Regions from separate parts of the Homo sapiens genome. Here region 2 is linked to region 1. A link is an interaction called in ENCODE POLR2A ChIA-PET data of the cell type or tissue named here. Cell type or tissue: Panc1. All regions are shown on one strand. Each heading gives the region's core, and the rest is flanking DNA. Links, peaks and the distances in the headings are about the cores only.

The links. ChIA-PET counts read pairs that join two places held together with the same protein. Peaks named below come from ENCODE experiments on the same cell type or tissue, not always from the same donor. Only the 100,000 strongest peaks of a DNase experiment are listed, where the experiment ranks them.
Region 2: POLR2A ChIA-PET joins it to region 1 with 17 read pairs; 5 of 35 experiments call an interaction of 5 or more read pairs at or near these places.

Annotation. Positions count from the first base shown.
Region 1 is chr19:5,321,979-5,333,144 of GRCh38, reverse strand. The region is part of intron 1 of PTPRS (protein tyrosine phosphatase receptor type S); the gene reads left to right. Among named protein-coding and RNA genes, the nearest start is that of PTPRS, 13 kb to the left of the region's middle. RefSeq lists enhancers at 2,702-2,781, 2,882-2,991, 10,661-10,930. In Panc1, for the core only: no CTCF peak of the experiment used is centred there; no DNase peak of the experiment used is centred there; H3K27ac peaks cover 297 bases.
Region 2 is chr19:4,972,536-4,983,701 of GRCh38, reverse strand. All of the region lies in intron 1 of KDM4B (lysine demethylase 4B), which reads right to left. Among named protein-coding and RNA genes, the nearest start is that of KDM4B, 9.0 kb to the right of the region's middle. In Panc1, for the core only: no CTCF peak of the experiment used is centred there; no DNase peak of the experiment used is centred there.

The DNA.
Region 1 (11,166 bases), core at 1,163-9,162:
AGACAGTCTTGCTCTGTCGCCAGGCTGGAGTGCAACGGCGTGATCTCAGCTCACTGCAATCTCCGCCTCCCGGGTTCAAGTGGTTCTCCTGCCTCAGCCTCCCGAGTAGCTGGGATTACAGGCACCCGCCACCACATCTGGCTAATTTCTGTATTTTTGGTAGAGATGGGGTTTTACCCCATTGGCCAGGCTGGTCTCAAACTCCTGACATCAAGTGATCCGCCTGCCTTGGCCTCCCAAAGTGCCGGGATTACAGGCGTGAGCCACCGCGTCTAACAAATTGCATTTTTTAGATGTGCGGTCAGAGTTCTCTGAAAGCCCCCAGAGCTGGGCTGCCAACATCAGGATCAACAGAAAACCTGGAATGTTGGGAATGCTTCTTGGAACATCTGTCAGGCCAAGGCCCAGAGAGGGAGAGCAACTTGCCCAAGACCACACAGCCATGCCTGCCTGCCTGCTGCTGGGCCTTGCGCAGGAGGATGGACAGGGACCCCTTTCACCAGTCCAAAGGGAGAAACCGAGGCAGGAAGCCATGGCGGGTGTGTGATTCTCAAGCCATAACGCCTGTCAGGGCTGGAGTCTCCACTCCAGCGGGTCGTATGGGCCAAAAAGGCTTCTTCAACCTCCAAGGAAGCCCTGAATGGCTCCAGGGCCAGATCTGTTGGTTTTTCCAAGGAAAAGCAGAAATCTAGATTTTAAGTAAAATTGCCCAATTTTGGCTGGGCATGATGGCTCACGCCTGTAATCCCAGCACTTTGGGAGACCAAGGCAGGCAGATCACCTAAGGTCAGAAGTTTGAGACCAGCCTGGCCAACATGGTGAAACCCCGCCTCTACTAAAAATACAAAAATAATCTGGGCATGGTGGTGCATACCTGTAATCGCAGCTACTTGGGAGGCTGAGACAGGAGAATCGCTTGAACCTGGGAGGCGGAGGTTGCAGTGAGCTGAGATCATGCCACTTGCACTCCAGCCTGGGCGATAGAGTGAGACTCTGTCTAAAAAAAAAAAAAAATTGCCCTATTTTAACATCCTTGGGTTGAAACATCTTAACATGGCACAGTACAGAAATCCAGGGCCACCGTGGACTTTGACCCCTTCCCCAACAATTAAAAGTTGCGTGACTTCTGACACCTCCATTGCCGTCCGCGGGCCTCAGTTTCCAGGCCTGTGAAATGGGTTTAAGACTCCCAGCCACCTCTGCGGTTCTTTAGAGGCACCAGTGTGATAGCTTACAGAGAGTGCTGAGAACAGGGCCTGGGCCAGCGTCCGCGCTCGATAAACGTTGGCTCTGATTATATTAATATTGGTCATAATGATAAACTTGACTTAAATTAAATACTGCGTAGAAGGAAGCCGGCTGTCCCGCGGGGCAGGGCTGCGAATTATCTACTGGCGGCAGGACCTGCTTCTCCATCCCTCGTTCTTTCTGTAGCGCAGTCGTTTGCTCTTGGGGCTGGAGCACCCGGGTTACCAGTATTACTCGTTGAGTGTACTGCTGTGGTTCTCAGCCGGGGTCACTTTTGCTCCCCTGGGCACACTTGGCAACGTCTGGGGACATTTTTGGGTGTCATGTCCAGGGGGGTGCTGCTGGTATGGAGTAGGTGGAAGCCAGAGATGCTGCTCAACTCTGTGTAATGGCCAGGATGACCCCATCCCAGATAATGACCCCACCCTCATGTACACTGTGCTGAGGTTTAGAAACCCTGATTTTGCCAGGCATGGTGGCTCACGTCCATAATCCCAACACTTTGGGAGGTTAAAGCGGGAGGATTGCTTGAGCCTAGGAGTTCAAGATCAGACTGGGCAACACAGTGAGACCTCATCTCTACAAAAAACAAAAAAAAATCAGCCGAGGGTTGGGGTGCACACGTACGGTCCCAGCTACTGGGGAGGCTGAGGTGGGAGGATTGCTTGAGCCTAAGAGTTTGAGGCTGCAGTGAGCTATGATTGCATCACTCCACTCCAGCCTGGGCAACAGAGCAAGGCCTTCTCTTTTTTTTTTTTTTTTTTTTTTAAAAAAAGAAGCCCTGACTTATGCTGAAGACCCAAGACAGCGAGAGAAATCAGGCAGATGGTGCCTTTGTCCCTGAGCGTCCACCCAACACGCTCCCTGACGTCTCGCGGGGCCAGAACGCTTAGATTGCTAATGGGTTCCCTCTGCACATCTGTCCTGGTTCCACTGCCCCATTGATTATTGGAAGTGGGTAATTGCCCCTGTCGGATGAATTCTAGAGAGTGTGAACTGCCGGGGTTTCCGGCAACAGTGCTGGCTTCAACTCCCAGATATCAGCAGGGTGCAGAGAGGCTGCCAGGTCCCAGGACTTTTTCTCTTGGCCCCATCTGGCCCTGGGAGCCCAGACTCCGGCCCTGCTGGGGAAGGGCATTAGGGGTCTGAACGCCCCAGGTTCGGATCCTGACAAAGACCCTCCCTGGCTGTGTGAGATGACCTCATTATTTCCTTCCCCTGAGCCTCAGTTTTCTCATCTGTGAAATGGGGACGAGTCTTGCCTGCTGCATCACTGGGAATTCAGTGGTGTCACATTGATAACGGGGCCAGGAGCCCAAGGTGCACAGGAGGAGCTGGATGAGTCTACCCTCTCTCCCCACAGCTTCGTGAACCGTTAGGGGTGATGAGGTTGGAACCTCAAACCCACATTCTCCAAACAGCTGCAACAGAGGAGAACTAACCCAAGCGGGCGGAAAGTCCCCCGTGGTGGGGGCCGCTAATGCTCCGCCACCAGTACCAGTGTGCCTGGCCCTGTGTTTTCTCATTTCCTCCTCAGAACTGCCCTGAGAGGTGGCAGGTGTCCCCTTGTCTTGCGGATGGGGAAACTGAGGCACAAAGGAAGGGTGAGAACTGGGAATGACAAGCCCTTTCTCAGGTTTACAGAGGCGTTGTTTCTGGACAGGATGTCGTTTCTACACTCCTGGAGGCTGCACCCAGGCCCAGCTTCACGGGGGCCCTGCAGTCACTCGGGGGCCCACGATCAGAAGGGGCTGCATTTAGATGGATGCTCTGTTGATGCCGTCTGGAAATTCTTAATAATTTTTTTTTTTTTTTTTTTTGAGACAGAGTCTTGCTCTGTCACCCAGGCTGGAGTGCAATGGCGTGATCTCGGCTCACGGCAACTTCCACCTCCTGGGGTCAAGAGATTCTGCCTCAGCCTTCCAGGTAGCTGGGATTATAGGCATGTGCCACCATGCTCGGCGGCTAGTTTTTGTATTTTTGGTAGAGACAGAGTTTCAGCATGTTGGCCAGACTGGTGTTGAACTCCTGAGATCAGGTGATCCACACACCTCGGCCTCTCAAAGTGCTGGGATCCCAGGCGTGAGCCACCATGCCCGACCTGGAAATTCTTAATTTTTTTTTTTTTTTAGGAGATGGAGTGTTGCTCTGTTGCCCAGGCTGGAGTGCAGTGGCATGATCTCAGCTCACTGCCAGCTCCACCTCCCGGGTTCACGCCATTCTCCTGCCTCAGCTTCCCCAATAGCTGGGACTACAGGCGCCCACTATTACACCCGGCTAATTTTTTGTATTTTTAGTAGAGACAGAGTTTCACTGTGTTAGCCAGGATGGTCTTGATCTCCTGACCTCGTGATCTGCCCGCCTCAGCCTCCCAAAGTGCTAGGATTCCAGGCGTGAGCCACTGTGCCCGGCCTTAATAATTTTTAAACAAGGAAAACCCCACGGTTTCATTTTGCACTGGGGGCTGCAATTCTGTAGCTGGATTGTTAGCTACGATGTAGCCAGAGGCCACTTCCCACAGTGGCTGGGAGCAAAGATGTTATCGGCCAGGATGTGTTTTTGCCCCTTACGAGCTGTGTGACTTCGGGGAAGTCACTTTCCCTCTCTGGATGGCACCCTCAGACTCCTCTCTGTGGGCCGCTGGCCTCATCTCTCCTCCTCTTCCCCTCCCCTTTGTCCGTTCCACTCCATGTAGACCTATCCTTCTCCTGTTTCCACCTCCAGGCCTTTGTCCTTGCTCTGCCGGGAGCTCTGTTTCTGGCCAGGCCACCCCTACCCCGCCATTGCCTCCCGCACCCCGTTTTGTTTTCCCTCACGATATCGCTCTGTCTGCAACCCCTTTAGGACCTAAGCTCCGCCACACCTCACCCGCCCCTCCAGATCAGCCCGTCTGGCTCCTGGGAGCTACCGCCTGGCCTGCGTGTACCAGCATTGCCACGTCTAATGACCTTGATCAGGCAGGTAATGATGGGGAAAGCCCTGCCTCGGCAGCTCACAGCAAGAGCCCCCTGGTCCTGCTCTGAGAGTACTCGGAGTGGGTGATGTTGCAGGGAGAGGCAGCCACAGTGACCTCAACCTCCTGAGTAGCTGGGATTACTGGCACGCACCACCATGGCTGGCTGTATTTTTAGTAGAGACTGGGTTTCACCATGTTGGCCAGGCTGGTCTTGAACTCCTGTCCTCAGGTGATCCACCTGTCTCAGCCTCCCAAAGTGCTGGGATTAAAGCTCAGCTCACTCTGCCCTTGGGCAGGGAGGCCAGGAGACTGGGTTCCCAGCGGAAATGCTGTGTGCTCTCAGCTACTTGCTCACCCTCTCTGAGCTGATGAATATCCGTAGTGTCTGGCAAGAAGTGGTAAGGGCCGGGCGCGGTGGTTCACGCCTATAATCCCAACACTTTGGGAGGCTGAGGCAGGTGGATCACCTGAGGTCAGGAGTTCGAGACCAGCCTGAGCAACATGGTGAAACCCCTTTTCTACTAAAAATACAGCCAGCTGTGGTGGTGCACGCCTGTAATCCCAGCGCTTTGGGAGGCCGAGACTGGTGGATCACCTGAGGTCAGGAGTTTGAGACCAACCTGGCCAACATGGTGAAACCCAGTCTCTACTAAAAATACAGCTGGCCGTGGTGGTGTGTGCCAGTAATCCCAGCTACTCAGGAGGTTAAGTCAGGAGAATCGCTTGAACCCGGGAGGCAGAGGTTGCAGTGAGCCAAGATTGTGCCATTGCACTCCAGCCTGGGCAATAGAGTGAGACTCTGTCTCAAAACAAAAACAAAAAAAAACAAAAGAAGTGGTAAGGAATGGCTTTGAGGGTGATGTCTCTGAGTAATTGGCTTCAAGCCAGGGGTCTGAGGACCAGTGTCAGGAGGTCAGGGAACTCTAAAACAGTCTGTGAGATTTCTTGTCTCCTGAGGAGAAGGTGAGAGGCCCAAAGGGTCTGGGGACCCCCAGAAAGTGTACAGTGGTTGGGCCAGATGATTTTAAGAGTCAACCAGTACCCGGGCATGGTGACTCATGGCTGTAATCCCAATACTTTGGGAGGCTGAGATGGGAGGATTGCTTGAGGCTAGGAGATCGAGTCCAACCTGGGCAACATAGGAAGACCCCATCTCTATAAAAAGTAAAAAAATTAGCCGGGTGTGGTGGTGTGCACCTGTAATCCCAGCTACTCAGGAGGCTGAGGTGGGAGGATTGCTTGAGCCCAGGAGTTTGAGGCTGCAGTGAGCTATGATCATGCCCCATTGCACTCTGGGTAACAGAGCGAGACCCTGTCTCTAAAAACAAAAAGAACTGAGCCAGGCCTGATGGATGTTGGGCACCCTGTGTGTCTGGCCAGACAGGTGGAGAAGTTACTGAGGAGCTCACCAGGAATGGGCCAGGGGATCTTTGGGGGATCGGGTTTAGCATTTGAATGGTGCAAGTTTGAATCATGTCTGAGCTGCTTGTTCAGTGTGACCCTGGGGCAGTGGTTTCACCCTCCAGGGCCTCAGTTTTCTCGTCTGCAAAATGGGGGTGAGGCTGTCTCTTGGGTAGAAGGGTCTTGGTATTGGAAGGATCTATGCTAAACACGCTTGGAGTAAGCCCCAAACTGGCTAAGATATCATAAAATACAGCTTGATGATCAGTGCCCTCTGGAAGCAAGGTCGCAGGACCTGCATATGGGGCTTGGGGGCGCTGGGGAGTCGCTGTGTCCGGGGTATTGAGTTGCGCTTGGAGTGTGCCCACTGCAGTGCGGAGAGCAGATTGGCGGGCACCTACGGCAAGCCCTGCGCAGACCGAGTCGCAGGGCAGGCTGCCACGCTGGCAGGAGCTGGGCTGGGAGTGCGAGCGGGGCTACCCTTGGACCACCTCAGCCTCAGTGGGGAAACTGAGTCACGTCAATGTGGACAGAACCCTCAGCAGGTGTGGAGGGTCAGTTGTGACTCTCTAGGTCTGTGCCGAGGTCACTCTGCAGGGTCTTTGGACTCTATATCTGGTGTTTTGCTGCCCCATCGCCTAAGGACTAGCTAGCTTGCTTGCTTCATTCCTTCTTTCCTTCCTTCCTTCCTTTTTCTTTCTTTCTCTCTTGTTCTTTCTTTACTTCTATCCTCCCTCCCTCCCTCCCTCCTTCCTTCCTTCTCTTCCCTTCTTTCTCCTTCCTTCTCCCTCATTTTCTCTTTCTCTTCTCTTCCTTTCTTTTCTTCGTTTCTTTTTTTTTTCTTTCTTTTTCTTTTGACAGCATCTCACTCTGTCACCCAGGCTGGAGTGCAGTGGCACGATCATAGCTCACTGCAGCCCCAAGCTCCTGGGCTCAGGCGATCCTCCCGCCTCAGCCTCGCAAAGCGCTGGGATTACAGGCACGAGCCACCGTGCCCAGCCAGTACTTGACACGTTTTGTTTAAACCCATTCTCTTTTAAAACGTAAAAGAGAAAACTTTGTCTTGCTCTTGTGAACGGAAACCTGGTATGTCCTTGAAGGTACAACCTTAAAAATAAATGTGGTGAGAGCAAAACAAGGGCATTAAATTCTTGCTGCTTTTGCCTCTGTCTGTTCCAGGCTGAAAGCTGAAGCCTGAGCACCCCTGAGGTGTTTAAGACATCCTAGCACCCACCTGAGGCTTTTAGCCTTAAGCCCAGCACAGAATGACCCCCTTGCTGGTTGAGTCAGTATTTTGTTTTGTTTTCTTGAGATGGAGTCTCACTCTGTCGCCCAGGCTGGAGTGCAATGGCCCGATCTCGGCTCACTGCAACCCCCACCTCCCGGGTTCAAGCGATTCTCCTGCCTCAGCCTCCCGAGATGCTGGGATTACAGGCGTGTGTCACCACATACGGCTAATTTTTGTATTTTTGGTAGTGACAGCGTTTCACCATGTTGGCCAGGCTGGTTTCGAACTCCTGACCTCAAGTGATCTGCCTGCCCCAGCCTCCCCAGGTGCTGGGATTACAGGCATGAGCCACCATGCCTGTCCCAGTGTTATTGAATGTGACTACAACTGTTTGGGGCATCTCCTGGACTTTCTGGGAGGCTGAGCCCCTTCTGCCTTCGGCCTGAATTTCTTGAACTGAGCGTTGCTTCCCCATGGCCTGGGGAGAAGGTGATTTCTTCCTGAATTCAATTAATGAGCCTATTAAAAACTATTTATTTTCCCTGACAGTTGTTTACTGAGGAGAAGGAGATGAATTGGCCGGTGTCCTCGGCAGGCAGGAAGGAGGCTGAATGGGGGTGCTTGGTGGCTCAGCCCCAGTGCTTGGGGAGCACAGATTGCCGGTGGGGGCCTGTCCTTGGGGACGCCTTGGGCAGAGCCTGTGCTTGGGTCGTGGCCACTGCTTCTGACCTTGGAGTCTTTTGGGAGGTGGATGTTGGAATGAGTGAAACCGTCGTGGTGTGGAGGCAGGGGGCCGGCCCCGATGACGTCTCTCTTCTCTTTCCAGGTTAAAATGTCTCAGATGCGCTGGTTTGAGACCCAAGACCTGGCCCCATGGCCCACATGAGATATTGTGGCGGGATCTCCCAATATCCCATCATATCCCCCGACTCCGTAGCAGTTGAACTTTACAATTTTTATCTGGGCACATGGCCACCTGGGGGAAAGAAAACATTTCTCAGTGCACCTTGCAGCTGTCTGTGCCATATGATTCAATGCTGACCCATGGCGTAAATAAGCAGGATTTTCTGGAAATGCCTTTCAAGAGAAGTGGCACATGCTCCTCTCTACCTGTCAGCTGGAATATGGAGATGATGGCAGGTGCTCAGGCAGCCATTTTGGACCATGAGGCAGGTGTCATAGATAAGAATGGGGGATCAAAGAGGTGGAAGGGGCCTGGGCCCCAGTGATTGTCGGGGAGGGGAAAATAACCCTGAATGGCCAACCTGGCAGCTTCCCTTAGGTGAAAAGAGAAATCATTCCTTATTTGTGCTTTTTCTGGCATTTGCAATTCAACTGGATCCAAACGGTGGCAGAACATGAACCTTGGGACACCTTCTGGGGATGTGGCTCTCCTGGGGATGTGGCTCTTCTTGCCCCTGTGCTCCAGAGACCCCAGACTCGAAGTTTTGCAAACAGTGTGAGGATGGGGATGATGGTGAACGACCAAGCATGATGGGTGCTGACACGGATCCCACCTCTAGCTGAGTGCCTCGTGGTCCTGTTGAATCTGCACAGCCCTGTGAGAAGCCTGCAACCACTGCCCCACTTTCGCAGATAAGGAAACCGAGGCTCAGAGAGGGGATGTGACTTGTGCAGGGTCACACAGCAAGTAGAGTTGAGTTAGGATTGGGCTGACCCCACGCTTTGTGGCAGGGCTGCATCCTGACACACCTGGGGGCCTCCCCCCTTTAACCCATGGGTCACTACCTCCTTCTCCTCTCCTCCTCCATTGCAACCATCAGATCTGGCCCTGGTCTGATCAGCTGCCGCCAGCCTGGGACAGGCCAATAGGGACATGAGAGTGAAAACTGTGTCCCCTTCCATACACAAAATGCTCCCAGGCACAGGGGTCACTGTCTTCTCCTGGGTCCTGCCAGGGGAAGCGGGTTTCAGGTTCAGAGTACAGAGCCTAAGACCCTAAAAATAATACAAGCCAATGTATGCTGAGCACTTGCTGTGTGCCGGACTGTGCGCTGAGTACTGTACACAGGCCAGCTTGCTTTCCCTTTTTTTCTTTCTTTTTTTTTTTTTTTTTTTTTTTTTGAGGCAGGGTTTCGCTCTGTCTCCCAGGCTGGAGTGCAGTGGCATAATCTTGGCTCACCACAGCCTCTGTCTCAGGTTCAAGCGATTCTCCTGCCTCAGCCTCCCGAGTAGCTGGAATGACAGGCACGTGCCACCATGCTGGCTGATTTTTGTATTTTTTGTAGAGATGGGGTTTCACCATGTTGGCCAGGCTGGTTTTGAACTTCTGAGCTTAAGCATTCCACCCACCTTGGCCTCCCAAAGTGCTGGTATTACAGGCATGAGCCACTGCACGTGGCCTTCATTTTTTCATTTTTGTTCTATCCTCTGCCTCCACCTGGTCCAGCTCCCATCATCACCTGGACCAACACGGTCACCTCTGCTCTGGTGTGACCCCAGCCCTCATTCCCACAGTCTGTCTTCCCACAATGACATCTTTCAGTTCTTGAGTCAGGTCCCATCCCTCCTCTGCCTATAGCCCTCTATGGCTCTCACCTCTTGGGGGAAAACCCCAAGTCCTCCCTGTAGCCCACCAGGCCTTGCACAACCTGCTCCATCCCTTCCCTGCCGTCCCCTCCTTCCTCTCTCCCCGTCCTCACTCTGTTCCAGCCACACGGGCCTCCTCGCTGTTCCTCCAATACACCAGGCATGGTCCCGCCCCAGGGCCTTTGCACAGTCTGTGCCCTCTGCCTGGAATGCTTTTCCCCAAACAGCAACCTCCCTGACTTCCTTCACGTCTCAGGTCACTTTTAAATGAGGCCTCCCCGATCACCCTATTTAAACTTGCAGCCTGCCCCACCACCTAGTTTCCTGTCTTCCCCCTTCTGCTCTCTTTGACTCAAAGCCCTTGCCACCATTTCTCTGTTGAATGCTTTTTTGTTTGTTTTTTTGAGACGGAGTTTCACTCTGTCACCCAGGCGGGAGTGCAGTGGTGTGATCTTGGTTCATGCAACCTCTGCCTCCCGGATTGAAGCAATTCTCCTGCCTCAGCCTCCTGAGTAGCTGGGATTACAGGCATGTGCCACCATGCCCAGCTAATTTTTCTGTATTTTTAGTAGAAATGGGGTTTTGCCATGTTGGTCAGGCTGGTCTCAAACTCCTGACCTCAAATGATCTGCCCTCCTCGGCCTCCCAAAGTGCCAGGATTAGAGGCGTGAGCCACCTCTCCCAGCCTCGAATGCTTCATACTCATTATCTGCTTCTCTCCTCCTCTACCATGTCCATGGCAGCATCTGCACACAGTAGGGCTCCAGGCATACATTTTGCCTAAGCAGCTCTTCCCAGGGGAAGAAATGAGGCTCTGAAATGCATGAGGTCTGTTTTTTCTTTTTCTTCTTCTTCTTCTTCTTTTTTTTTTTTTTTTTTTTTGAGACGGAGTTTTGCTCTTGTTGCCCAGGCTTGAGTGCAATGGTACGATCTTGGCTCACTGCAACCTCCACCTCCCGGGTTCAAGCGATTCTCCTGCCTCAGCCTCTCGAATAGCTGGGATTATAGGCGTGCGCCACCATGCCCGGCTAATTTTGTATTTTTAGTAGAGGCAGGGTTTCACCATGTTGGTCAGGCTGGTCTCGAACTCCCTGCCTCAGGTGATCCGCCCGCCTCAGCCTCCTAAAGTGCTGGGATGACAGGCATGAGCACCGCGCCCGGCCGCCTGAGGTCTTTCTGCGGGCTGGAGGCAGTGCTTGCGGGGAGCAGGTGGCTTCCACGTTCTTGCTTTTAACCACCCCCAACCCGGGAGTCGGCCAGTCGGGGCGGGCTCGAGTCGGTCCCCGCGGCTGCTTCTTCCTCCCACCCCCGCATTCTCACCTCAGCCTCCAGAAATAGCCCCTTTAAAATAGCCACGTCCTCGAGTTCCGGGGCCTCTGCCTGCCCACGGACGTGGTGCTGCGCTGACGGGCCAGCCTCCTGAGTGCTGTGGGGTTTTTAAAAATATAGCTGGTGTTAGGTGATATTACCTCCCTTTTAAGCCTGAAAAAGCCCAGCCACCAACAGGGCTGTGTGTCACTGTGGATACTCCAGCAAGGCACGGCCGCGAGGGTGTCTGCTGTGCAGAGCTGGGGAGGGCTTCCGCTAAAGGCTCACGCCAGCTCAGGCGGGGACCGTGGGGCCTGCAGTTCCCTGTCAGGTCAGGAAACCTCAGATTTGAGGCTCAGTGCTGCCTCTTGCCGGCTGTGTGACCTCTGGCAACTGTTGAAACCTCTCTGAGCCTCAGTTTACCCAAATGGAAATGGGGACAATTTCAGGGTTTGGATAAATGGTTAAATTTCTC
Region 2 (11,166 bases), core at 1,562-9,561, 350 kb after region 1:
CCAAAGAAGCATTCCAACTTCCTGCCATTCTCTTCCCGGAAACACCTCCTCAGTGCCAAGCGCCTCCTAAGCCCCACCAGCCCTGCGCCTCCCCACCAGCTGCGATGCCAGAGGCGCTGCCCAGGCTGGGCCGCCAGGACCCCTTGGCCCCCAGGACCAGTCCACGGTTCAGTGCTCCCTGGCAAAGGCGAGAGACTGTGGGCGAGAGCCCACTGGGAAGATAGGCCAGGACCACCGCCAGACAGCCTAGCTCTTCTTCAGCCGCACCTGTCGCAGCGTGTCCTGCCATTGCTGGTGAATGTCAGGTGTGTCTCATCTCTCCAGCCAGACACCATCAGAGCCATAAGTCCTGCCTGGGATAGGCGGGGGCAGGATTGGGAGGGTGGGAGGAAGGAGCGTGGGCCCTGGTCCACTAAGCACCAGGACCCCATCTATAGCACCAGGCTGGCATCACGCTCAGTGCATCCGGGGCCAGGGCCCTCCCCAAATGATCAACCACGTAGGGCCAGCTCTCAGGGGAAATACACAATGAATGTCAAAGACAGCACCCAAAAAAAAAAAAAAAAGAAAAGAAAAAGCAGTGTGAAACATCTCACCAACAGTTTTGAAGATGATGATTACATGCTGAAATGATAAAACTGGGGGTATACTGGGTTCAATACAATACACTGTAATAATTAATTTCCCCCATTTCTCTTCACCTTTTAACTCAGCTACCAGAAAATTCAGACACACGGGCTTGTTCTGCATCCTCACTGGACAGCGCTGCCTTAAAACATACATCACTTTTAGGCCAGGTGCAGTGACTCACACCTGTCATCCCAGCATTTTCAGAGGCCAAGGCAGGCAGATCACGAGGTCAGGAGTTTGAGACCAGCCTGGCCAACACAGTGAAACTCTGTCTCTACTAAAAATACAAAAATTAGCTGGGTGTGGTGGCACGCGCCTGTAGTCCCAGCTACTCAGGAGGCTGAGACAGGAGAATCGCTTGAACCCGGGAGGTGGAGGTTGCAGTGAGCCGAGATCTCGCCACTGCACTCCAGCCTGGTTGACACAGTGAGACTCCGCCACAAAAAAAGAAAGAGAGAAAGAGAGAGAGAGAGAGAGAGAACATCACTTTTGGTTATACAGACAAGCCATTAAAAACATAGAAATAAAAATAATTTTAAATTTTTTTAAAAAAAGGAAATACAACATTTTACATATACATCCAGGTTTTCTTCTAGAGGCTTTTTTTTTTTTTTTTTTTGAGACGGAGTCTTGCTCTTGTCACCCAGGCTGGAGCGCAGTGGTGCGATCTTGGCTCACTGCAACCTCCGCCTCTCAGGTTCAAGAGATTCTTATACCTCAGCCTCCTGAGTAGCTGGGATTACAGGCATGTGCCACTGCGTCTGGCTTTTTTTTTTTTTGGAGACAGAATCTCACTGTGCTGCCCAGGCTGGAGTACAGTGGTGCAATCTTGGCTCACTGCAGCCTCCATCTCCCAGGTTCAAGCGATTCTCCTGCCTCAGCCTCCAAGTAGCTGGGATTACAGGCCTGCACCAACACACCAGGCTAATTTTGTGTATTTTTTAGTAGAGACGGGGTTTTGCCATGTTGGCCAGGCTGGTCTCAAACTCCTGACCTCAGGTGATCTGCCCACCTCAGCCTCCCAAAGTGCTGGGATGACAGGCATGAGCCACTGCACCTGGCTCTTCTAGAGGTTTTGTAATCGTTTTAGTAACATGTTCTCATCTCTGCTACATGTGGGGTTGGCTTCTGGCCATGGTGTGAGGCAGGGGTCCACCTTCACCACATGACACTTGGTAGTGTTTAGTTACGTGACCGCCCCCTGCCATGGGGTCTTCCCATGTTCATCAGCAGCCCCTGGGGTACTGATGGGGCACCCCAGGTAACCCACATCCTCTGTCAGGGGAGAGCAGGTGACAGTCCCCAGGCACATCACTGTCCCCACAGGGAGAGCACTGCAGAGCAGGTGGGAAGAGGTGGGGCTTGGCACTGGGCTGACTGTACAGCACCGCCGGTGCCTGGCAGTGTCACCTGCTCCCCTGGAGAACCCACCTGCACTCCCAAGGGGCCCGGCGTGGTGGGGGGGGCTCCCACTCACCCCTTTAACCTCCTGGGGGGACGTCCAGGTGGAGGCTGCTGGGCCCCAGGGGCACATTTAGAACCTGATGGCCACCTCCTAAGGCTCACAACCCTGTCAGGGCTGGGACCAGGCCCCGGACCAGGAAAGGGAAGTGACCCAGGGAGCAGCGTGCTCTCCAACCCCAGGCTGGATTCGCGGGAGCAGCTCTGGGGAAGAAAGGCCCTGGCATCTTCTCACAAGCCCCTCAGGGAGGCCGGCACAGCTAACCAGACAGCGGGGTGACACCAAAAACAGGACGAGGGGGACAGGACAGCCGTCGGGCCCTGGTGTGGTGGACTCAGGGGTCCTGCTCACCAGGGGTGACCTTACAGGACACAGCAAAGGGCAAGTCAGAGCTGTGGTCAGCTGGGGCCACGCTGCCCCATGGAGCGGAGACACAGGGGCCCTGTGGCTGCACAGAGAGGTCCCTGCCAGGGCCCCACTGGCTGAGGCACGCCAGCTCAGGCTGAGAGAAGAGGCCCGTGGCGCGGACTCGCCACTAATGACCTGGAGCCTAGACCCTGTGGCCTCACAGGGTACCTCTGCACCCCTGCAGGCCCGCCGGGCCACTGCACCTCAAAGCCTAGCCGCAGCCCAGCATCCGCCAAGCTGACCCCGCCCACCCCAGCCCCACAAATGGTTTCTATGCTGTGTCTGCCCCGGGGCCATCTCGGCCTGTATTCTGCATGGTGCAGCACAGGAATCCCTGAGCTCTGCCACAGACTGGGGAGAGGATGGGGCTGAAAAAATGAGAACAACTTAAATGCCCACTGAGATGAATGGAAAACAAAACAGGACACCCCCCGCACAGGGGAATAGGATGCAGCCAGGTAAAGAGACAAAGTGGGCCGGGCGCGGTGGCTCACGCCTGTCATCCCAGCACTTTGGGAGGCCGAGGCAGGCAGATGACTTGAGGCCAGGAGTTCGAGACCAGCCTGGCCATGTAACATGGTGAAACCCCATCTCTACTAAAAATACAAAAATTAGCCGGGTGTGGTGGCAGGTGCCTGTAATCCCAGCTACTCAGGAGGCTGAGGCAGGAGAATCACTTGAACCCAGGAGGCGGAGGTTGAGGTGAGCTGAGATCATGCCACTGCACTCCAGCCTGGGTGGCAGAGTAAGACTCCATCTCAAAAAAAAAAAAAAAAAAAAGAAAGAAAAGGGACAAGGCTCTGACACATGCCATGCGTGGATACACCTTGAGAATATCACGCCCACTGAGAGAAGCCAGACACAACAGGCCACACAGTGTGTGACTCCATCTCTATGAAATGTTCAGGACAGGCCAATCCAGAGACAGGAAAGAGATGTGTGGGTACCAGCAGATGGGGGAGGGGATGGATAGTGACCACTGGTGGAGGCAGAGTGCCTTTGTGTAATAATAGAAAGGTTCTAACATTTGATAGTGGTGACGGTTGCACAACTGTGTCAATGTACTAAAAACCACTAAATTGTATCTTTTTTTTTTTGAGAAAAGGTCTTGCTCTGTCACCCAGGCTGGAGTGCAGTGGCATGATCTCAGCTCACTGCAGCCTCCGCCTCCTGGGTTCAAGCGATTCTCATGCCCCAGCCTCCCAAGTAGCTGGGACTACAGGCGTGCACCACTATGCCTGGCTAATTCTTTTGTATTGTTAGTAGAGATGGGGTTTCACCATTTTGCCCAGGCTGGTCTCAAACTCCTGACCTCAAGTGATCTGCCCACCTCAGCCTCCCAAAGTGCTAGGATTGCAGGCATGAGCCGCTGTGCCCAGCCTGAATTGTATACTTTAAGAAGATGAATTTCATAGTATGTGAATGATAGCTCCATAAAAATATATATTTTTTAAAATGGCAGGATCATTTCTAAGGGAGGCTGTCCTAGAAAATTCAGAACCTGGCCAGCACACTGACGCCAATAGTTGGGCAACTGTGAGGTGGCCCTCCCTGGTGACAGGAATGGCTTCTAGACTTGCCAACTAGACTCTGAGCTCCTCGAGGACGGGGCTGCCTGCTGCCTCATGTCCCCATGATCACACTGGTTCGGGTAACACCTCCAGAGACACCCCAGAGCCTGGGTGCCCAGCTGCCTCCAGCATGCCAGGTGGGCTTCACCCTGACCCCATCCCCTCTCAGATCTCCCAGGCCACACCCCCAAGTTCCTCTCGCTACTTCCTCTGCTCTCAAGCTCACAGTCATCTGTGACAGTTCCCACAATGGACAAGGCTCTGCGCAAACAGCAGTTCCTATGGGAAGCCTCCCGGCGCACTGCACTGCCCTGTGCTTCCCTGGGCTTGGTTTTTTGGGGTTTTTTTGAGACATGGTCTTGCTCTGTTGCCCAGGCTGGAGTGCAGTGGTGTAATCATGGCTCACTGTAGGCTCAAACTCCTGGGCTCAAGCAATCCTCCCGCCTCAGCCTCCCGAGTAGCTGGGACTACAGACATAGCCACCACATCTGGCAAATTTTTTCTAGTTTTTGTAGAGATGGGGTCTTGCCATGTTGCCCTTGCTGGTCTTGAACTCCTGGCCTCCACCGATCCTCCCACCTCAGCCTCCCACAGTGCTGGGTTACAGCCATCCGGCCTCCAGGCTTGGTTTCTACCCCTCTTGGCAGTTATTCTCCATCTCCTTCCACCAAGAGGCCCTGCGGGCAGGAGACACTGGTCATCTGGCCACCCTGCGCCCCTGACCAGGCACGCATGAACTTGACAACTCTCACGCGGAGCTGGACAATGCAAACCCACTCAGAGGGACCCAGGGTGTGGCTACAGTGACAGCCATGCTGCCCGAGCTCCCAGTGACCACGCACCAGCCTGGGCCTGACCACACCCGCTCGCTGCAGCCCATCCCTCCTCCCGCGCCCCTGAGCCAGCGACAGGCACAGAATTGCACAGGAGCTGTTTTGATGAACGGCAGCTGCCCTTCAGGCTCTAGCTGAGAAGCAGGCTCTGCTCTGCCTTTGGGGTACGCAGGACACCCGTGGCTAGAGGGGCCAAAAAAATTCTGTGGCTTCCACCAATTCCAGCCCAGACAGACAGTAACATGAGATGCCTTATGTTCTTTTTTTTTTTTTTTTTTTTTTTTTTTTTTTGAGACAGAGTCTCACTCCATTGTGCAGGCTGGAGTGCAGTGGCGTGATCTCAGCTCACTGCAACCTCCACCTCCCAGGTTCAAGCGATTCTCCTCCCTCAGCCTCCCGAGTAGCTGGGATTACAGGCACGTGCCACCGCGCCCGGCTAAGTTTTGCATTTTTAGTAGAGATGGGGTTTCACCACGTTGGCCAGGCTGGTCTTGAACTCCTGACCCCAGGTGATCCACCCTCCTCAGCCTCCCAAAGTGCTGGGATGACAGGCGTGAGCCACTGTGCCTGGCCAAGATGCCTTATGTTCTAGGGGTGTCAAGAGAACGACTTCCTCCGCCTCGTCCCCCCTTCCTGGGGGAAGCAGTTGGAATAGAGCAGGGAGCAGGAGTTGAAATTCCAGAGGCTTGACTCAAGTGCATGCTAGGGACGGCAATCTTCTCTCTCTCCTGAGCAAGACAATCAGATCCACGCGGCCCGACTGCAAGACAGGAGGCCCGCTCTGCCTACAGCCAACACTGTCTGACAGATGGGATTTTAGGAGAGTATGGAGATGCTGCAGGAAGGGGACAACAGCAACATGACGCGACTGTCCCGGTCCAGCAGCCTGGCTTGGGTCCTGCTCGCATCCCAGGGAGCCCAGGGTGGCGCCCCCTCACTCAGGGCACCGAGCCAGAGTGTCAAGGGCTGTCCCCAAGGGCGCCGAGGCTGGCCAGCTTCCAGGCTGCTGCCCAGACATGCTGCAGTCCTGAGTCCCGGCTGAGGGCACAGCCCATTTCCATCCCGCCATGATCAAGGGGTCCACAGCACCCGTGGGTAGTTTCAGGCTGGCTCTGTGGTCAAAAGGAACCCCTGGGACCCATCACACAAAGAGCGATTCTGAATCCACGGCCGGCTAATCTCATACAAATCGTCTGTCTCCACGCTCTCTCCCTGGAGACTAGGGCAGCCGCAAAAACGCAAACAGGCCCACCGCCACTGCCGGCGGCTCGGAAGGTGCCAGCACTTGGGTCCAGCTATGAATGCTGACGGGAGGTCTATGCAGGGGGAAATCCTGCCACCGTGCCCTCAGCTGACGTTTTCACAGCAAGTCACCCAGGCTTGTCTGAAAAACACAACGGTGGTCGCGCCTACCAGCAAACGGGGCCAGGTCTGCGTGAGTGACTGTCACTGTGCACCTGAGAGCCCTCGGGGTCTTGAGGTGCAGCAGCCACTGGGCAGTCGGCCTCGGGATTCTCAGCCTTTGTCCATTGAACAAACACGATCCCAGTCCAGAGCCACAGAGCAACTTCGCGCTCGGCCACCGCCAAAGAGGCACAGCCTGCCAGCAGGGCGGAGATGGCTGGACGCAAACTTGTCATCCATCCCCTCGTGTTTGCTGAGATCACTGAGGTGGATAAAGAAAGAAAAGAAAGAGGGAAGGGAGGAAGAGCCAGAGAAGCAGGGAGAGAGAGGGGGCAAGCAAAAATAAAAAAAAAACAGAAAAGAAAAAGAAAAAGAAAAAAAGACAGGCAACTTTTGAAAGCCAAGAAATTCTGAGCAAGCCTCTCCAGATTGTTTATTTCAATCAAGGAAAGAAAGCATGACCGTAAATTAACGGTACGATTTCTTGACAAGTCAGAACGTTCCTGGGACAGGCCCAAATCTAAGATGCCAAAGACCTACTTGGCTCAGAAAATGCCTGTCAGCCAGGAGAAGAGTGAGACAAAGGAAGTGTGGCCGGGCACAGTCCCCCACTCGGCTACTGACCGCACGATGGCCACCGACGGGCACTTGTCCACTCACTCTACAAAGCTGAGCTCTGCACTGGATAAGCCACCTCCCTCATGAGGCTTTCTGTGCTCAGGGACAGCAGAAACCACCATCTGCGACTCCCCTGCCCCTCCCATCGGGGGCGCTAGCACTGGTAACGAGGAGAGTTCCGATGCTTACAAAACAAAAGCCTTGTGAAATTGTGCAATGCTGTCTTCCTTTTAAACAAACCCTCAGTTCCTGCCAGGTCACACTGAACTCCTTGGGCCGAGTACACGGCTCGACGTGCTTCTGACGCTTGGTGAGCTGTAACAGAAAGGCAGCCGCGTGAATCCCAGAGCAAGAGAGTCTGGCGTCTCAAACAGCGAAGCGTTCCCCCCACCTACACTGTTTGTAGCTGTTTTTTCCCTCCTTTATGGTGAGGCTGTCTGGGTGGATGTCAGCATCGCATTTTCTCACATTCCTGCAGTTTTAAGGATCCTTGAAATGACCCATGACCTTTTTTTTTTTTTTTTTTGAGACTGAGTTTCCCTCTTGTCGCCCAGGCTGGAGTGCAGTGACGTGATCTCAGCTCACTGCAACCCCTGCCTCCAGGGTTCAAGCGATTCTCCTGCCTCAGCCTCCCAACAAGCTGGGATTACAGGCATACACCACCACGCCCAACTAATTTTGTATTTTTAGTAGAGACAGGATTTCTCCATATTGGTCAGGATGGTCTCGAACTCCTGACCTCAGGTGATCCACCCGCCTCGGCCTCTCAAAGTGCTGGGATTACAGGCGTGAGCCACCGCACCCGGCCATGCCCCATTTTTTTTTTAAGGCTAGAATATGACTCTAAATGCTTTGAAGTTAGGAAGATACAAATTCACACTCAGGCTGGGCACGGTGGGTCACGCCTGTAATCCCAGCACTTTGGGAGGCCAAGACAGGCGGATGCCCTGAGGTCAGGAGTTGGAGACCAGCCTGGCCAACATGGCGCAATCCCATCTCTACTAAAAATACAAAAATTAGTCGAGCGTGGTGGCATGCACCTGTAATCCCAGCTACTCAAGAGGCTGAAGTAGGAGAATCGCTTGAATCCGGGAGGTGGAGGTTGCAGTGAGCCGAGATCAGCCCACTGCGCCCCAGCCTGGGCCACAGAGCAAAACTCTGTCTCAAAAAAAAAAAAAAAAATTCATTCACTCAACAAGGAATGTCCACTCAACACCCACCACGTCTAAGGAGCTGCCGTACATTCTAGGGGTCGTGAGGCTGACATGGTTTCCATAGCTTTCCGTAGTGTGGCCCTCACACCCTAGCCAGGTATTTGCAAACTACAACCCACAGGTTCAATCCTGCCCGCCACCTGTTTTTGTACAGCCTGCAGTCTAAGAATGGTTTTGACATTTTTTAGTCGTTGGAGGAAAAAAAAAGCAAAAGAAGAAAAATGTCTTATAATGTAAAAATTGCACGGAATTCACGTTTGTGTCCATAAATAAAGTTTTACTGAAACACAGGCACACTCGCCCACGGGAGCTTTCTTGCTACAACGGCAAAGCAGAGTGGTCTGGACAGAGATGACCTCTGGCTTACAAAGCCAAAAATATTTATTCTCCGGCCCTTCCAGAAAAAGCCCCTGCCCTAGTAGATGAGACAAACAGATACACAAACAGACTAATACCCAGCTCTGATCGTGTGACATGCAAAGGAGGAGAAGTAGGGAAGGGAAGTGACTAGAGTGATAAGGAGCCGGCTGGGTGGAAAGAGAACCAGGCAGCGGGCACAGCAAGTGCACAGGTCCTGCGGCAGGGAAGGGCGGGCAGGGAAGGCGGCTGTGCCAGGAAAGGAGCAGGTGCAGGAGGAAGAAAGGGAGGAAAGGAAGGAAGGACAAGGCCACAGATGACAGAGCGAAGGGGCCACGCGAAAGGGCCCAGAATTTTTCCCAAGGGCAACAGGAAGTCACCGGAAGGTTCTGAGCAGGGGAAAATCTTTTGTTTGTTTGTTTGTTTTGGTTTTTACTCCTTTGACTACCTTCTTTTTTTTTTTTTTGGAGACAGAGTCTCGCTCTGTCTCCCAGACTGGAGTGCAGTGGTGTGATCTTGGCTCACTGCAGCCTCTGCCTCCCAGGTTCCAGAGATTCTCGTGCCCCCACATCCCGAGTAGCTGGGACTACAGGCGCCCACCACCATGCCCGGCTGATTTTTGTATTTTTGTAGAGATGGGATTTCACTATGTTGGCCAGGCTGGTCTCAAACTCCTGACCTCAGGTGATCCTCCCGCCTCGGCCTCTCAAAGTGCTGGGATTACAGGCGTGAGCCACCACACCTGGCCAGTTTTTTATTTTATGTATTTATTTACTTACTTACTTACTTATTTATTTATTTTTGAGATGGAGTCTCGCTCTGTCGCCCAGGCTGGAGTACAGTGGCGCGATCTCAACTCACTGCAAGCTCCGCCTCTCGGGTTCACACCATTCTCCTGCCTCAGCCTCCCGAGTAGCTGGGACTACAGGCACCGGCCACCACCATGCCCGGGTAATTTTTTTTGCATTTTTAGTAGAGACGGGGTTTCACGGTGTTAGCCAGGATGGTCTCGATCTCCTGACCTTGTGATCTGCCCGCCTTGGCTCCCAAAGTGCTGGCTTTACAGGCGTGAGCCACTGCGCCCGGCCACTTATTTATTTTTTTGAGACGGAGTCTTGCCCTGTCACCCAGGCTGGAGTGCAGTGGCAGGATCTCGGTGCAATTCTCCTGTCTCAGTCTCCCAAGTAGCTGGGACTACAGGTGTGCACCGCCACGCCCAGTTAATTTTTTTATTTTTAGAAGAGACGAGGTTTCACCATGTTGGCCAGGCTGTTCTCGAACTCCTGACCTCAGGTGATCCGCCCGCCTCAGCCTCCCAAAGTGCTGGGATTACAGGCATGAGCCACCGCACCCAGCCAGTTTTTTTTTTTTTTTTTTTTTAATATGCTTTGTTTCAGAGAGCAGTTTTAGGTTCACAGCAAAACTAAGCAGGAGGTAGAGACTTCCCATGTTCCCCGCCCCAACAGGGAAGGCCATTTTCCGAGCTCCTCAAGGGAGCAGGAGGGAATAGACGGACCCAGATCTAACCAAGTCCAGCATCCTAGAACAGGCCAGTCACGCAGGGAGTGAGCTTGAAAATTAATTTGTCCAAAAACCAAGAAACATCAATTCGTCAATCCACTCCCCCCTCAGTATTTGGGAAGATACAAATTTTCTTTTTTTTAATATAGTGGTTAAGCTCATTTGAACGCGAATTAGTAAAAGTATGTGCAACTTGGCCGAGCATAGTGGCTCATGCCTGTAATCCCAGCACTTTGGGAGGCCGAGGCAGGCGGATCACTTGAGGTCAGGAGTTTGAGACCAGCCTGGTCAACATGGTGAAACCCCGTGTCTACTAAAAATACAAAAGTTAGCAGGGTGTGGTGGCGGGCACCTGTAATCCCAGCTACTCGGGAGGCTGAGGCCAGAGAATCACTTGAACCCGGGAGGCGGAGGTTGCAGTGAGCTGAGATCTAGCCACTGTACTCCAGCCTGGGTGACAGAGTGAGATTCTGTCTCAAAATAAATAAATAAAAGTATGTGCAACTAGCACATTAACGTTCCACAACTCTGGGGACATTACTGTTCAGGAAGAGGCCAAGATCAAAGAGGTGAGTCATTTTTAAATGGACTTAAAGAAAACTGTCTGGCAAATCGACAGGTCAGGGCTATGGTGACTGGGAGGGTGTGGAAGTGCCACCCCTGGGGGCAGCCAAGCAAGCCTGGGCAAGGACCTGCCAAAGCTCAGAGGCCAAAGAGCAGCCCAGGAAGACCCGGAGCTCAGAGGCCAGAGAGCAGCCCAGAAGACCCCACAGATGCCGGGCTGCCCCTCATTGCAGGGCGTGCAGGGGACCCCGTGGGGGCTCCTGTCCTCTCAGGTGGAAGCTGCCACCCTGGAAGGGCAGAAGGACAGTCACGGAGAACCTGAACAACCAGGTGAGGAGTGTGTCCGGGACACAGTTTGCAAATAGGAGTCACTCACTGCTAAAGGGTGAGTGGGGAGGAAAGAAAGGGAGCTGAGGCCCATCACGGTCACAGCACACCATGAGCTACTGCAGGGCTGAAGGCCAAGTCCAAGGTTCTCACTGCGGGGTTGACAGTGCTTCCCAGGGGACATTTTTGGTTGCTACCGCTTAGGGGACAGGGTGCTACTAGCATCTGGTGGGTGGTGGTCAGGGATATTGTTCACA